Regions from separate parts of the Homo sapiens genome. Here region 2 is linked to region 1. The links are chromatin contacts, found by Hi-C or POLR2A ChIA-PET in ENCODE. All regions are on one chromosome and are shown on one strand. Each heading gives the region's core, a stretch centred on a gene start or an enhancer-like site at or near the end of the contact. The rest is flanking DNA. Distances are from core to core; before and after follow the strand shown. Region 1 overlaps RND3 (Rho family GTPase 3). Region 2 has its middle 130 kb from the start of LINC01931.

What was found. Hi-C counts contacts between places; a loop is a spot of excess contacts on that map. ChIA-PET counts read pairs that join two places held with the same protein, here RNA polymerase II (POLR2A). Pooled maps may share reads with other maps.
Region 2: a loop to region 1 is called in a pooled map, with 5 times the contacts of the local background. The contact joins two enhancer-like sites. A Hi-C loop is called at or near these places in 3 of 168 maps with a recorded cell type or tissue (Calu3, MCF 10A and PC-9) and 3 of 50 pooled maps. POLR2A ChIA-PET finds 5 or more read pairs at or near these places in 4 of 52 experiments (BJ, IMR-90, MCF 10A and 1 more).

What each region holds. Positions count from the first base shown.
Region 1 is chr2:150,464,120-150,471,497 of GRCh38, forward strand. RND3 (Rho family GTPase 3) reads right to left here. Exons shown (of 6, transcript NM_005168.5): 6 at 4,076-6,119. The coding sequence ends at 5,868. Among named protein-coding and RNA genes, the nearest start is that of RND3, 20 kb to the right of the region's middle. Within about 2 kb of position 2,777, at least 3 of the 41 ENCODE cell types and tissues checked have a DNase peak (open chromatin) inside an H3K27ac peak, as active enhancers do; they include PC-9, where a contact is called at or near this core.
Region 2 is chr2:149,986,750-149,994,127 of GRCh38, forward strand. No RefSeq gene overlaps it. Among named protein-coding and RNA genes, the nearest start is that of LINC01931, 130 kb to the left of the region's middle. Within about 2 kb of position 2,867, at least 7 of the 41 ENCODE cell types and tissues checked have a DNase peak (open chromatin) inside an H3K27ac peak, as active enhancers do; they include PC-9, where a contact is called at or near this core.

The DNA.
Region 1 (7,378 bases), core at 1,527-4,026:
GACTGGGTCTGCAAAAGCAAAAGGCATCACCCAAACAACTATTTCCATTGTATTATTTTCTACTCTCAGAAAAACTCCACTGCACTTGCCAGCAGTACCATATCTGGATTTGGAGGAAACCACACATTCTAATCCCATCAAATGGCAAATACACATTTGATTGGGCCTCTGCAAGCAATAGCCTCCTCGTTGGCCAGGGTCAGGGAGAACAGAGATTGAGAATCTGAAGGCCTGTTTTTAGTCTCTGCCATTAGCTTAGCCACCCTGGGCAAGTCCCTGAATGTAACTAAACTTCCATATTCTTCTTTGTAAAATAGAGAAGTTTGACACAGAAATATTTGATCTGGGTACTATAGGTTCATGAATGAATATCAAGGGAAGTCTGTGAACTTCCTGAAATTGTGTGTAAAATGTTATGGCTATCTGAGTCATATGTATTTTTGCATTTTTAAGGAACAAAGGGTTTATAGCTGTCATTAAGTTTTTTAAAGGAAACCAACTTTTAAAAACAAGAGGTTAAGAAACTCCTGAATAGTTAATTTTGATATCTCTTTTTTCTATAAAATGTCTACACTTCTAAGAAAACATCTAAAACTGCTTTAGCCCACAATATATATTTTTTCCTCTGATTGTCCATTCTCCCCATGATCAGTCACCACCTCAATATACTTGAAACATTTATGCAAGGCCAGGGTAAACGTCATCTACCTTAGCTGAATCTGGAGCTAGGTCTTTGACTTCTCCAAATTCCACACAGTAATTATCACAGTCATGCCCATAGTAAATATTGGATGAAAACTTTCACAGATTTATTTTATCCCAGAACACTGACTCTTTTTCCCTCCAATATTCTATGCCTTGCAGGACCAGGACCATAATTATCATCTATCTCAAAGGTGCTCAGGAGGCAGATATTAGAGGGAATATTTACTATGAATGTTCTCATAAAAGGCCAACAGGATGAGGTGATTGTCCAGGAGCTTTGAGGGCACTAAGTGAAAAGAGAGTGATTTCTGATCTACTCAGGTGCGGCAGGGAGGCCATGTGTGAAGGGAGTGCCCAGGGTCTGTGGTAGCAGCTCCATGAGTAAAAACCATTGCCTCATCATCTAAAGAAGCCAAAAGCAAGGGGTGAAGGAAGAAAATAGTTTTGTTAGTGTACCTGTATTAGTTTCCTATTGTTCCTGTAACAAATTATCACAAATGTAGTGGATTAAAACAATATAAATTAATAATCTTACAGTTCTTGAGGTCAGAAATCTAAAGTAGGTCCACAGGGCTGCAACTCTTCTGGAGGCCCTGGGGGAGAATTCCTTTCCTTGACCGTTCCAGCTTCCAGAGGCCAACTGTATCCTTTGGCTCATGGCCCCCTTTTTCTGTCTTCAAAGACAGCAGCATAAGCCAGGCATGGTGGCTCATACCTGTAATCCCAGCACTTTGAGAGGTGGAGACCAGGAGTTTGAGACTAGCCTGGATAACATAGCAAGACTCCATCTCCACCAAAAAAAAAAAAAAAAAAAATTAAAAATTAGCCAGGTATGGTAACATAGACCTGTAGTCTCAGCTGTTCAGAAGGCTGAGGCAGGAGGGTCACTTGAGCTCAGGAGTTCAAGGCTGCAGTGAGCTATGATCATATTACTGCACTCCAGCCTGAGTGACAGAGAGTGAGACTCTGCCAAAAAAAAAAAAATCCAGCAGCATAGCATCTTCAAATCTCTCTCCATCCTTCTGCCTGACCCTCTGTCATCTCTGTCATCACATTGCCACTGTCTGACTCTGATTCCTCCTACATAATTGTTATAAAGGTCTGTGACTACATGGGCCCTCTCTGGATAATCCAGAATAATCTTTCCATCACAAGATCTTTAATTTGATCACAACTGCAAAGTCCTTTTTGCTATACAAGGAAACATTCACAGTTTCTGGGATTAGGAGGTGGACATGCTTGGGGAGTCATTATGCAGCCCACCACAATACTTTATGTTGCTTGAGTCTATTTATTTATATGCTGTAGTTTTGTAGAAAGAGTCATATTCATGGAGATTATGTTCAGGAAAGGAGAAAACAGAAAGGGAATTTATGTAGCCAAGTATATGAACAAGTGGTAAGAGGCAAGAACTATGTTCCCAGAGCTGAGAGGAACCTAAAGTTGTAAATAAGTTACCAACTGCCTCTGGGAGACATAAAGAACGAAGGGAGCGTCCTCTCACTAGCAATTGATCATCTTCCGTATGTGGTGTAACATATGCGGCTATTGCATTAATGTGCCTGGCTATGTATTGGAATATTTAGTGCCTACTCACTTTCTTTGATTCAGTTTATGTCAATGGAAATGACAACCAGTTCTGGTGTACTATAGTTTGGTAGTGACTGTCTCCCACTACTACATTATAAATTCCCCATGTGAGAGACTGTATTTAATTCATGATTATGAGCCAAACTCAGAAAAGTGACAGGCATGTAGTAGGCACTCAATAAATATTTGGTGAATAGAAAAATGATAAAAATAAAAACTTTGAGGTTAAAACAGAATGCTGGTGTCAAAATAACCCAGTAGAAAAAGGATAAGCAGCTTTAAGAGTTTCAGGAGAGTTAGAAGATGAGGTCATTTAAAAAAATTCTTTCTAATAAAAATAACTCCCTGAGTTATTTCTAAGTTTGTACTCAAGACAGACTCCCTGCAAGACTAGAATCTTCTAAGAAACTATTCCTGTAAAAGATTAAAATGAGAGAGACACAGTGTAAGTCTTACTCAGAGTTTGAAAACCACCTTTTAGTATTTAAAAAGGCATTAACCATGATCATTAATCAATAGAAAGGAATGTTCACAGAATGCTTAGAAGAAATGTTTGCTAAGGCAAGAAGTCAGAGAAAACGAAGGCATCCATGCCCAAGGCTGAAGACAAACGTTTTTCTTTTGCTTCAACAAATTAAAGCTGCTAGGAAAGAACAATTGACCAGAGAGGAACATTACTGTACAGCATATAAAATACTGCCAAGGTCAGCAAAACCTCAGCTTTTTATTTATTTTTTTATTTTTCTGTGCCAGTGATTGTTGAGAAATGAGTTTCTTGCAAGCCTGACTTAGACATTATGCTCCGAAGTTACTCAACACGAAGGATTTGGAAAGTACTTTTATTTCCTTTACTATTTGATGACGAGAATGAGTTACAGACATTTTCAGTAAATCTCTGTGCTTAAAATTGTTTATAAGGCCATTTCATAATGTCAGTGTGCTTTAATTTGTTCACTCATGCTGGATTCTCTGCTTCCCCCTTTGCTTTGGGCTTCTGAGAATTATTTCCAAGCAAATAACTATACCTCCAAGATTCCCAAAGCCACTCAGAAAAAAAGAAGCCACAAGGATGCATTTTTTTATATGAAGTGACTTAGCTGTGTAAAAAGAAGCACTGTTTTAAAATCCCACAGAGTATCTTTGGACACTTATGTAAAACTTATATGTAAGTATTTTAGCTGAAGACTGAGAATCAACTGGATTTATGGGGAGATAGTCCTCTCTTTTAAGCTGTTCCATGCTTACTGTACATCTCCCAGATCAGTGGGGTAACTTGTATTATGTTGTGCTGTGTTATTTATCCTTCCACGAATTGCTGCAAAAGCTGTGTTCTGGGTCATCCCCACAACTGCTGTGAACAAGGGCATGCCTTGCGAGGTGGCATGGGTTAAGGACCAAGGCTTAGGACCCCACAGGGCAGAGAGGCAAACTAGGCTTATATTAGTATTAAACCTGTGACTTGAGACTGCATCATATTGCTTCATTCTTAAAGACTTGAAGGATTTCCATCTTTTCTACAAGTTAATCTTAGGCAGTATCATAGCTCTTTTTTGTATATGATCAAATCACTTAATCTAATTATGCCCCATTTTTTTCTTGTGATTTGAAAGCATCATGAAAACTTTTATATATGCAGGTTTATCTGTTACTACTATGAAGAATCAAAAAATTCCAAAGCCTTCTAGTTCAGAAAACGTTAGGCCAGATTCTGTAATCACCTATGTTAAAGAACAAAGCTAAACAGCTAAATCAGGAAGTAGATAATAAAAGACAGATCACATTTAGACAAAGACATGGTTACTTTTTTATTTGAAGAAAAAAAAAGTATGTTTTAATAAATACTGCGGAAACATTGACCAAACAAACATACACAGTGACTTCAACAGTTTAAAAAATGCAACAAAAGTTCTGCTTTATAACAGTTATAACTTATTTTCTTTTTACAATATTTAAATACAGAAAGCACTCGCCAGCTATTTTGTAATACTGCCCAAAGCATAATGCTGCATCAATCAAAGCATATTATGTTGGTAAAATGTCTGTATTTTATGGGAAATGACTGGAATCGAATTTTCTTGCAGAGACAAGACAAAGTGCTTGTAAGACATAGAACTGAGTGTTGTAATTACCTTAATCTCTCCTGCCACGATTTAAGGGGAGCACAGCTTCAACACTTCAAAAACGAAGCACTATCATGGGAAAGAAAGCTCGTTTTCAACAAGCGCCAACAATAAACAGGTCAGATCTGGTTTCTTCTCTGAAAGAATCTCTAAAAGGAACTGGTCAAAAATATCTGTAAACTATTTTAAATGCTTATTATTTTACGTAACAACAGAGACCAAGTGCTGAACACAGACCTTGGCTGCATCTGTTCAGTGAGGTTTTAGCAATGACACTCTAGAAATGCCCTAGTGTTATGTCAGGACTGAAAGTTTATCATATAATCTTCCACTAGGGATTCTCTAAAGCTTGGGTAAGTGGCATCTTCTCTCATCAATGTTCATTTAATGAAAAGTGAAATAAACCAACAGATTATCAGATGCTGTCAGTTTTGGAGCTTCAACCCAAAATAATAGTCCTTTTGCTTTGTATTTTTGGTAACTTAATTCCAGACAGCTTTACTCACAAACTGTGCTTTCTGCTACTATTCTTTCCTTCACTCATTACCTTTTCTGGTGAAAACAGTAACTACCTTTTTTCTCTCCTTGGATCATTCTATGACATCAAACCAAGACACCTTTTATTTGACTTTGCATTTTTATCAACGATGGCAAAAAATCACACAACTTCTAAACAGCGCACAAAAATATTACATTGAGCAATTTACCACTTTTTAATGACAATCACAATGAAGAACAGAACCATCAGACTGAATAAAAATCGACATTTTTTTTCCTATTTGATCTATGCGATCTTTGTAGTGCTGGTCTACAAATCTTGCAAGATTGCAAAGGCTTTCCTTAGAACCATCCTACTCAGCTATCTTCAGGAAGGCAAGATTTCAAAGCCTCATAAAGTTTGCCTCTGGATATATCCCATGGGTCCTGATACAATTTCCTTTTTAATGATGAGCTAGAAAGAAATTAGATCACATCCTCTAGAAAACTAAATGCTAAGGTCACAGTGCCAGTTCCCCCTTGAGGACGGTATATTAACGTATACTTTTTGTAAAGGAGATTAAAACATTTAAAAATTAAATCAAAGTGGAGATCCATGAATAGATTATAACAAAAAAAAAAAACCCAAAAATGCAAGCACCATTCAGAGTGTGATTTTTCTTCTTGGAGGTACTCGCATCCCCCCTCATCTTCCTCTAGCTCATTTGTATCTCTCATTTTTTGGCATATTTTTCAAGTCACACTTAAAAACTCTTCCATGTATTCACTTCTCATCACTTGGTCTACATGCCGAACCTAAGGTCAGGATTCCAAAAAGATGAGTATCCTCTCAAACGCCTCCTAAGCCTCTGGTATACATGACTTTGGCTGTGCACTTCATTTAGACTTCACCTTTTTGTTTGCTGTTGTTTTTTACACTAGATTCCTTTGTCTTCATTAAAGATAATGAAAGATTCACATCACAGTGCAGCTCTTCGCTTTGTCCTTTCGTAAGTCCGTAGCAACTGCCGAGAGTTCTGGTCTGCTAGGCATGTGTGAAATCCGCTTTGTGGCTCTCTGTGATTTGTTCCGCTTAACGTTTTTATTTGTCTTATTTACACATGCCAAGGTGGCAACGTGAAAAATGTCTCTGACGCTATTTTCCGACTGTAAAGCTGAGCATTCGATATAAGTAGCTGCTCCAATCTGTTTGGCCATATTTGCCCCCTGAGAAGCAAAAGAAGGGATTTTAACCAGCAATAAGACTTTGGGGGAAAGTTAGCTAGCATCTTCTAATACCACAAAATAATAACACATTGCAAAACGTTTGCTGATATGTTAACTGAATTTTCCAAGTGTCATTGCAAAAAAAAAAAGTTGTTAAAATGTAAACTGCCTTATTTATTACTTCATAACTATTTGCAGTCCAGAGCCCATCCCTAAGATGCCCAACTCTCATGGCTCATTAGAGGTGTTAGAGCTCTGAATAAATGCTAAAGGCTGATCTTAACAAAGGAAGACCCTGGTTATCAAACACTTAACATGAGGTGATTCAAAGAAGTGTAGAGTGGAGCTAACGAAGTGATTCATCTTCACTATCAACTGCAAGCAAGAGTTAACTGGTTATTCAGGTTTTCCAGGGTCACAGCAAGCATGGAATGGCGCAGAGAAGCTTACTAGTGAAGTAAGTTAGCTGAAGGTCATGAACATAAACTCTGCATTTTCCACACAGCTCTGGCCGTGGCGATGTGGCCTTGAGAACCTGTTCCAGCGCCTCATGGTGCACTTCATTTCTCTTTTCTTGAGGGTAAATGGCATTCAAGACTAGTGACTAGGTTGTACCAAAAACAGGGGCAATGAATGAAATTTAAAATCGATTTTGAAATGTATGTGATTGTGTCTTACTTAGGGCCGAAATGCGTTGAGGAAAGGAATAATACTATTGTAACATCTGTTACTTTATGAAACACAACATATGTAATTTCTAAGTGTGAACCATACCACCAACGTACACAACAATAAGCATGTGCACATTAACCAAAACTACTTATTTAAAATACCAAATTTTTTGCTAATGAGAAATGGAAGACTAAGAAGACTGCGGTATTTAAAATGATGATTCTTAATAAAATTTTGGTATTTCAACATGAACTCTCTTTAGAATCTGGTTGTAGGTTTTATGAGAATGAGCTTTTGAAACTGATTCTCATTTCTAAATACTTGGGGGAAATGCTTACAGAAATGAAGACTCTCTGAAAGATGGTGTTATGGAGTGTTCCACTTTACTGGCAACAGCCTTATTATTGTACTGCCGACTGTAAAATCAGATTACCCCTCTTAAAGAGTATTACTGATTTTGACCACATTCTCTCTTAAACCTATTTAACTTTAAACCTACTGGGAGGTGCAGAAATATACAAGGTTAGCATATCAACTGTTTATGTACCCGAATATCATGTAATTACACTAATAAATGACAGCATTTT
Region 2 (7,378 bases), core at 1,617-4,116, 480 kb before region 1:
GATGACATGAAAATGTCACTGTTATGGAATGAATTGTATCCCCTCAAAGTCCTTAGTGTGAAGTACTTAGAATGTACTTAACAAACTATATTTGGAAACAGGACATTTAAAGAGATAATTAAGTTAAAAAGAGGCTCTTAAAGTGGGCCCCCAAGCAATCTGACTTGTGTCTTATAAGAAAAGGAGATTAGGAAAAGAAAAAGAGACACCAGAAACACATGCACTAAAAAAGACAGTGTGAGGACACAGCAAGAAGGCGGCCATCTGCAAGCCAAGGAGGGAGGCCTCAGAATGGGCTTGGACTTCTAGGCTCCAAAAGTGTGAGAACATAAGCTTCTGTTGTTTAAGCTACCCCATCCATGATATTTTGCTGCAGCAGTGGAGCAAACGAATATAGTCACAGAAATCTCAGGGTCTTTAGGAAGAATTCTAATTATGAGTCAGAGGGTGCAATGTACTTCTGTGTAAATGCCTAAGCATAAAATGCATTTTAGAAGAAGATTTTTAAGGCAGTACAAGTGTTAAGAGAACAAGCCTGACTTGATACCCAGTGCTCTCTCGAAGGAAATGGGAAGCAATCCATTGTGAGGAGAATACCAGGGCATGAGGGCGAGGATACTTCAGCTTACAGACCCGAGTGTCCTGGGTATGCACCCCCCATGCCCAGAGCCCCTGCGCAGAGAAAAGGCTAAGCCCAGCTACCTCCACAGAGAAGGCCAGAGCCAATAATTCCAAAGGACACAAATGTATAAATAACTCAGCAAAGTCCCCTTAATGTGATATTTTCTAATTATAATTTCCAACATGAAGGCTGCACACAATGTCAAGGTCTGAGATTTAATATTCACAGAAAGCATCTGAGAAATAAGTAGCATGTTTTCTCATCTAGCCTGTTCCTAAGCAGCTTATAGTTTTGGTATCTGACATTCTCAAGTTCAAAGCTAAAACCAGATCAAAATTTTCATTGTATTAAATGACCTCAATCATCATAATCCTGGCAGATTTTAAATATATCAATCTCTTCTGAGTAGCTTCCCCCGACCAACACTAGAACCTTAATCATCTATAAAACTAAACTGAGAGGTGAACAAATTACTTAGAAACGACACTGGAGGTAGAAGACTAAAGGAGAAGCCAGGCATGGGTTAACCCATGAAGCAGGACTGCATAGCAGGATTTAGTCAACTGCTGGAGAATGTCTGCATCGAACACTACTTGTCTAATTTATCTCTTGGTCCATTTTATATGGAGGCTATGTCCACCAGCCCTGGTGCAAATGCTTACAAATGATTCTGTGTAGAACTTGCATGCAGCTTCCAGTACAGCAAGCTCTCTATCTGCAGCAGTACTCACACCATTTGAACATCTGTCAGGAAAATCAGTCTCAAAATTCTTTAAATAATAAATACTTGTAAATAATTACCATCATAAATTTCAAAGATTTCAAAGATTTTGATTGAGTTCTGAGTAGGGAAGGAATGATAAAATCAGAGAAATATGGCTATAAGTTGCTTTTGGAATAATGAAGGGTTTCCATTAGTCAAGGCACTTCTGTGCTACCATGAGCAATGCAAATTGTCTCTTTATAAACACACATCCTATGCAGAGTACCACAAAGTAGAACCAGTATGCATTATCAGCAATTGGAGTGATGTTGGTAAAGTTGTGGTTGTGGTGTGGGTTGGGAGATGATTCTGGAACTTTAGTCTGCCTGACTCTTTAAGGAAATCTAAATTTATTGAGCACTTTCCATGTGCCAACGCCTGTGATAAGCACTATGTATGTTGCCTGATTTAGACATTCAATGAGGAAATGAGCTCAGCAAACTTGGATAATTCATCCCGGATGACCTATCTAGGAAGTCGTGAATCCAGAAACTGCACCCAGGTCTATTTGCTCCAATGTGTCCTCTCTTGAGTATTTTACTATATTTTTGTCTTGTTACTATGATCATTCAATTTATTTTAAAAATTCAACATGGTTAGAAAAGAAAGCATAGATACACGTGAGAAGGTGAAACATGAACTCTACTGCCAGCATATAGGCGAGGTAACTTAGAAGAGTGGAAGGTTGCTCACCTGTACTGACAAGAGAGGTGGCCAAAGAAAATGGAGCCATGAGGACAGACGGACAGCAGCATTGAAGGGAAACTGATTACCTCACTCATCTCTTTACCTCCACTTGTCTACCTGCTCATCTCCACTAATGCCAGCCTCCTCATTCAGGATCAAATATGTTGATCATGCTCTCACTTCAGGCCCTTTGTCCTTGCTGGTCCCATTGCCTGAATCATTCTTCCCCTAGACAGTCTCAGTGCTCTTTTTCTTGCCTCCTGCAGATCTTTGCTCAAATGGTAGCTTCTCCCAGGGCATTATTTGACATTGTATCCCTCTGGCATTCCCAGTCCCTCATTCCTGGCTCATTATATACAATATGTTTATTTTAAAACATCTATTTCTCCCAACATAATTAAAGCCTCTTTGAGGACAGGGATGTTTGTTTGTTATTTTGAATGTTTTATCCTTAGCACCAAGCACATTGTCTGACATATGGTTGGTCTGACATCTGCCCTCAGTAAATATTTACTAAATAAATTCACTAATCAACAAATATCACAAAAATAATTCTTATGCCAAAGTGACATATTTTGGGGTGGCATACCCTGATCCCTTTCAGCTCCTTCCCCCATACTAAGCAAAGGTTACTGTTCTATATGGCTGCAAAAACATCAGCCAGTGTAAAAGCAGTCATTCTATAGGCAAGCAGGCACATTCCTAGTATTCTTTAAGGTGGAAGTCATTCACTAGAGCTGACAAATCTTTGATTCTTTGAACTGGGGAATAATTGTTTTGGTTTCTAAGTCCTGCTTGGGTTGAGCAAACACATACCTGGCTCATTATCAATAACCTTCTTAGTTAGGCAAATAGGTGACAATGTCAATAGGAATTTCAAAAATATGTGTGCTGGCAAAATAAACTCTGCCTTTGGAAACATCATCACAATTTAACTGGTTCTAAGTTACTCAGGCAGCCTAGGTCATTGTGTGCCAATGCACTGAAATTGCCCTTTAACAAAACTGGCACTGGCAGCTAGCAGTCAAAATTGAAATGTTTCAGCCAACAGAGCTGCTTTGGAATCTTTCCCACATACCAATAAATCTCTTGATCTTGGGAAAACATTTCCCGATATTCAGGAACTTTTCTATTGTTCGTTGCAACTTTCCCCAGAGGACACATAAGGCTTTCCTAGACCTTTGGACACCCACATAACCTTCATATACTAAGTGCTCAGGTCAGAAGTAAGCAACATTCACTGGGGGCTGTGATTTGAACACTAACTTTCTGCTTTTTTAAAATGTAAGGGGTGAAGAAAGGGCCTGAGAATTTCTCTGCATTGAGGTGAAGTCTCGTGTATGGAGTTCGAGTCTGCTCTGTCTTCATAGCGACGTCACTATAACATTGTCCCTAATGCACTCTCAGTGAGGAGCTAACTGCTACTGAAAGTTTCAAATTTTATGTAAAAATAAATCTGTGATAATCACCTTTCTCCTGTTAACCAGCTTATTGTTGAAGTTAAGCATTCTTGAAGACACACACATTTGGTAATCTAATGTATGATCAGATTTTGGTGCTCTAAACAAATCATCTTTCCCACAGTATGTTCCTTAAACATTAACTCTATAAGGTCTCATAAAAAGGAAAGTTTTCTAAGACTAAGTGACTTATGAAATTCTGTATCTAATCCTCTTTTGTAGAGTTGTCATATATATTGGTGACCTGAAAAGGGCTACAAAGACTAAATCTGTTTCACTTGGCTTATTCCAGAATTTGCCAAATTTGACTGTAATTCCCCTTTTCTTCTGTTAGATCTAGTGACATTCTGCAGAACTAGCAAGCATTCTAGGAAACTCAACTTTGACAACACTATTCTAAATACAGCAAACACAATCAAATGTTGTTCAGAAGTCAGAGTTCTTAAAACTTCAGCCTTTGGTTTTTCGGCAGTCTCCATATGGGATTATTTTAGAATAGGGGTCTTCAAACTTCTTCTGTAAAGGGACACATAGTAAATATGTTAGACGCTTTACAAGACACATAGTCTCTGTCCTTTGCAACTAGCTACTCAACTGTGCCAATGTATGAAATTAGCCACAGATAATATGTAAACAAATGAGTGGCTGTGTTCAAACAAAACTTTATTATCAAAAACAAGCCACAGACTCAATTTGAGCCATAGGTTGTAGTTTGCAAACCTCTGTTTTAGAGTGGGGCAACCACCTCTCATTCATATCTAATACCTAATCAGTTATCTAATTCATATCTAATATCTAATTCATATCTAGTATCATATCTAGTATCTCTCATTCGTATCTAATACCTCTCATTTATATCTAATACCTAATCAGTTATCTAATTCATATCTAATATCTAATTCATATCTAATATCTAATCAGTTATCTAATACCTTAAGTTATCTAATATTATACCTAATATCTAATCAGTTATCTAATACCTTAAGGGTACATGTAAGATTAAAAAGAAGGTCACTGTGACTTTGTTCGGCAGCCAAACTTGGCCAACCTTAACTTTTAAAAGACTGGAGCATAGTTCACTTAGGTCAGTATATAAAATCCATCTCATGTTAATCACAACCAAGATGAACCAGCATCCTCAGAGAAGATCCATAACTTGTCTGTCGTTTGAAACTAAGAGAACAAGATACAGGTAAGTGCCCCACTGCTTTGATAATTTGCTTTAAAGCAAATGGCCAACTTTAAATGGCAAACTAGGAATTTCCCAGTAAAAAGCAAGTTGATTTACCAGCAGTACTCCAAACTTCCTTTTGGAGGTTAAGTAAAACAGGGAGGTTCTTAGAAAAGGAAATCTGCCTTAAGTACTAGAAAATTCCAAACTCATAATTATTTTAAGTCAAGCCCTATTGCAGAATCAACAGTCTCCATTATGCACAAGGGACCACCCACCAGAAGAGCATCCAAAGATAATAATCTATGAGAAAGGAGACCACAAAAATGCGGATACTGAATTTCTGGCAGGACCTTGGAGCTTATGTTTAAAGAAGTGATTGTCCCTTAGATACCAAGGCCATTTCTCTAGCTTTATGCTGGCAAGTTTTCTATTTATTGATGCTTTATCTTTGTGTGACTCTTTTTGTTAACCCTTTCCAATGCAAGTATTTTGGTTCCCCTGCAGTATCAACAAAAAAAAAAAAAATACATATTTTTGAAAAGCTTTATTTTTATTTTTGTTGAAAAGCTTTATAAAAAGCTTCTAGATTAATAGAATAATAGGATTTTAGCACTGGAAGGAATCTAAAAATACCTAATCTAACTACCTTGAAAAGATCAACGAGGGATCTTGTCTGAGATACCAGATGATCATCCACGACTATCCATGAGATCCAGGTTTCCTGGGTCATGCTGAAGGCTGTTCAGAGGACAGATTCTCAGAGTTGACATTCTAGACCTGTGAAGGTTCCTTGTCAGGTTCTTGACTAGGTTTCTTTTCTCAGAATAAATGACATGTGCAACATCCCAAGGTAGGAAATGTTACAGAATACAAGCACATTTGTTTCTACTTTGTTATAAATCATATGCACACTTTGAAAATAGTTAAGGCTTAGTGCCTAGGATACATGCATTCTCAAGTAGCAGGAGCATTTTGGCTAATACTCAACTGGGAAAGAAAATCTGGCTGTGCCTGCAAAACTAATGATCTGTACATCTTCTGCATAAGTTGGTGTGCATTGTGAAGAGATAGTGCTATTGAGAACTTGGGAAGAGTAAGTTTTGAGGGCAGTTCCCTGGAGGAGAAACAGGAAGTACAGAGGTTTATATTTGTCTCCTTCTGCTTAGATCAACTAGACTAATGCATGAGCTTTCTGCAGGTAGAGGCCAAGAGGATTTTTTCACAAAAGCCTTTATAAAATTTGGGCTAACTGTGCTAACTTGAGGTCCAGAATTAGGGAAAATGGCTTTCTTTCATCTTATCTTCAGCATTGTGAAAGTTCAAGAGAACTCAGTGCATTTGGAGACTTGAGGGTTTTACAAGCCTTGGTAGCCAAAGGAGATGGCAGGCAGAAAAGCTGTTTTTCATAGAGTTGTTGGCAGCTGTGAAGTGTCCACTCAACTAAGCTTGAAGCATGCAGGGGAGGAAAAAAATGTCTTTTCTTTCAATCTTAAGGTCATAGCTGAAACTCCCATAAGAAAAGACAGATTAACAAGTGAGAAGCATATAGATTTACTTAATAGAAGCTTTCTGTGACATTGGAGACTTCAGAGATGAAAACACAAAGAAACAGGGAAACATAAGGTTTGATGAAGAGTGGACAGTCATGGAGAAATATGATAAGACAGAAGGGTATGGGAAAAAACTAAGGGCATCATAGCAAGGCCTGTTTGTTCAGATTCTCCTCTGTCTTCAGGATAAGGATGCACGTTTCCTCTGGGTATAGGGAGGGCACCCTCTATTGAGGGTCTTATGACCTGCTTTAGGGAAGAAAAAGGATGAAAGGAAGGCGAGAGTGGCCTTCCTGCTTCTGCTATTTCCTCAAAAGCTGAGTTGCCATATTTTGGAATAGTGTGTCCTGAACCCATCAGGAAGCCAGCATCTAGAGTCCCTGTGGCCTTGTGGGAGATCTGTCCTTGGGGCAGAGCACCAGGGGATTTGGGAAGGAGAGGGCTCTAAGGCCAGCCTACATTATACACTTGGGGATGAGGTGCCAGCAGCACTGGAACAGTCATATCTATGGGTTCCTATTTTTAGCCACAGACTACAGAATTCTGGGAAAGTTTTGGTTATACTTGGCAATATTAAGATTTAAACTCCACAAAGGAGTTTTAAAATACTTTACCCAAACAAAAGAGAAATTTTAACTTTCTGCAAGTCACGATTCATGTACTGTTGTTAAGCAACCACTAAAAAAGAAAAAAAGAAATAAAGGGAAAAACCCACTGAATTTAAAACTAAGTATCTTAATGAAAACAGTCTACGGAAGGTGTGTTTTGTCTGCTTTCATGTGTTCGTTCTGTAGAGCAAATAACCTGCGGTTAATGTTCCTCTTCTCATTTGGATGCTAAGACACCCTCCCCATCAACAAACACCAAAAGCTTTGTACTAAAGGCAACATGGCCTGTCTATAGTGTTTATAGCACAGGACATTAATTAAAATATAGAGAAACATTGCTTCACCCAACCAATACAAGAACATTAAATTCCAGCAATTCAGAACAACATCACTTTAAATAGTATATGCAAATTAAGGATATTGTGTGTTTTTATTTTAATTGCAAGAGGTAGAGTCTTTTGGTAAAGTGACATTTTGAAATGGTTCTTCTGTTAAATGCTCAAGAGATTTCTTT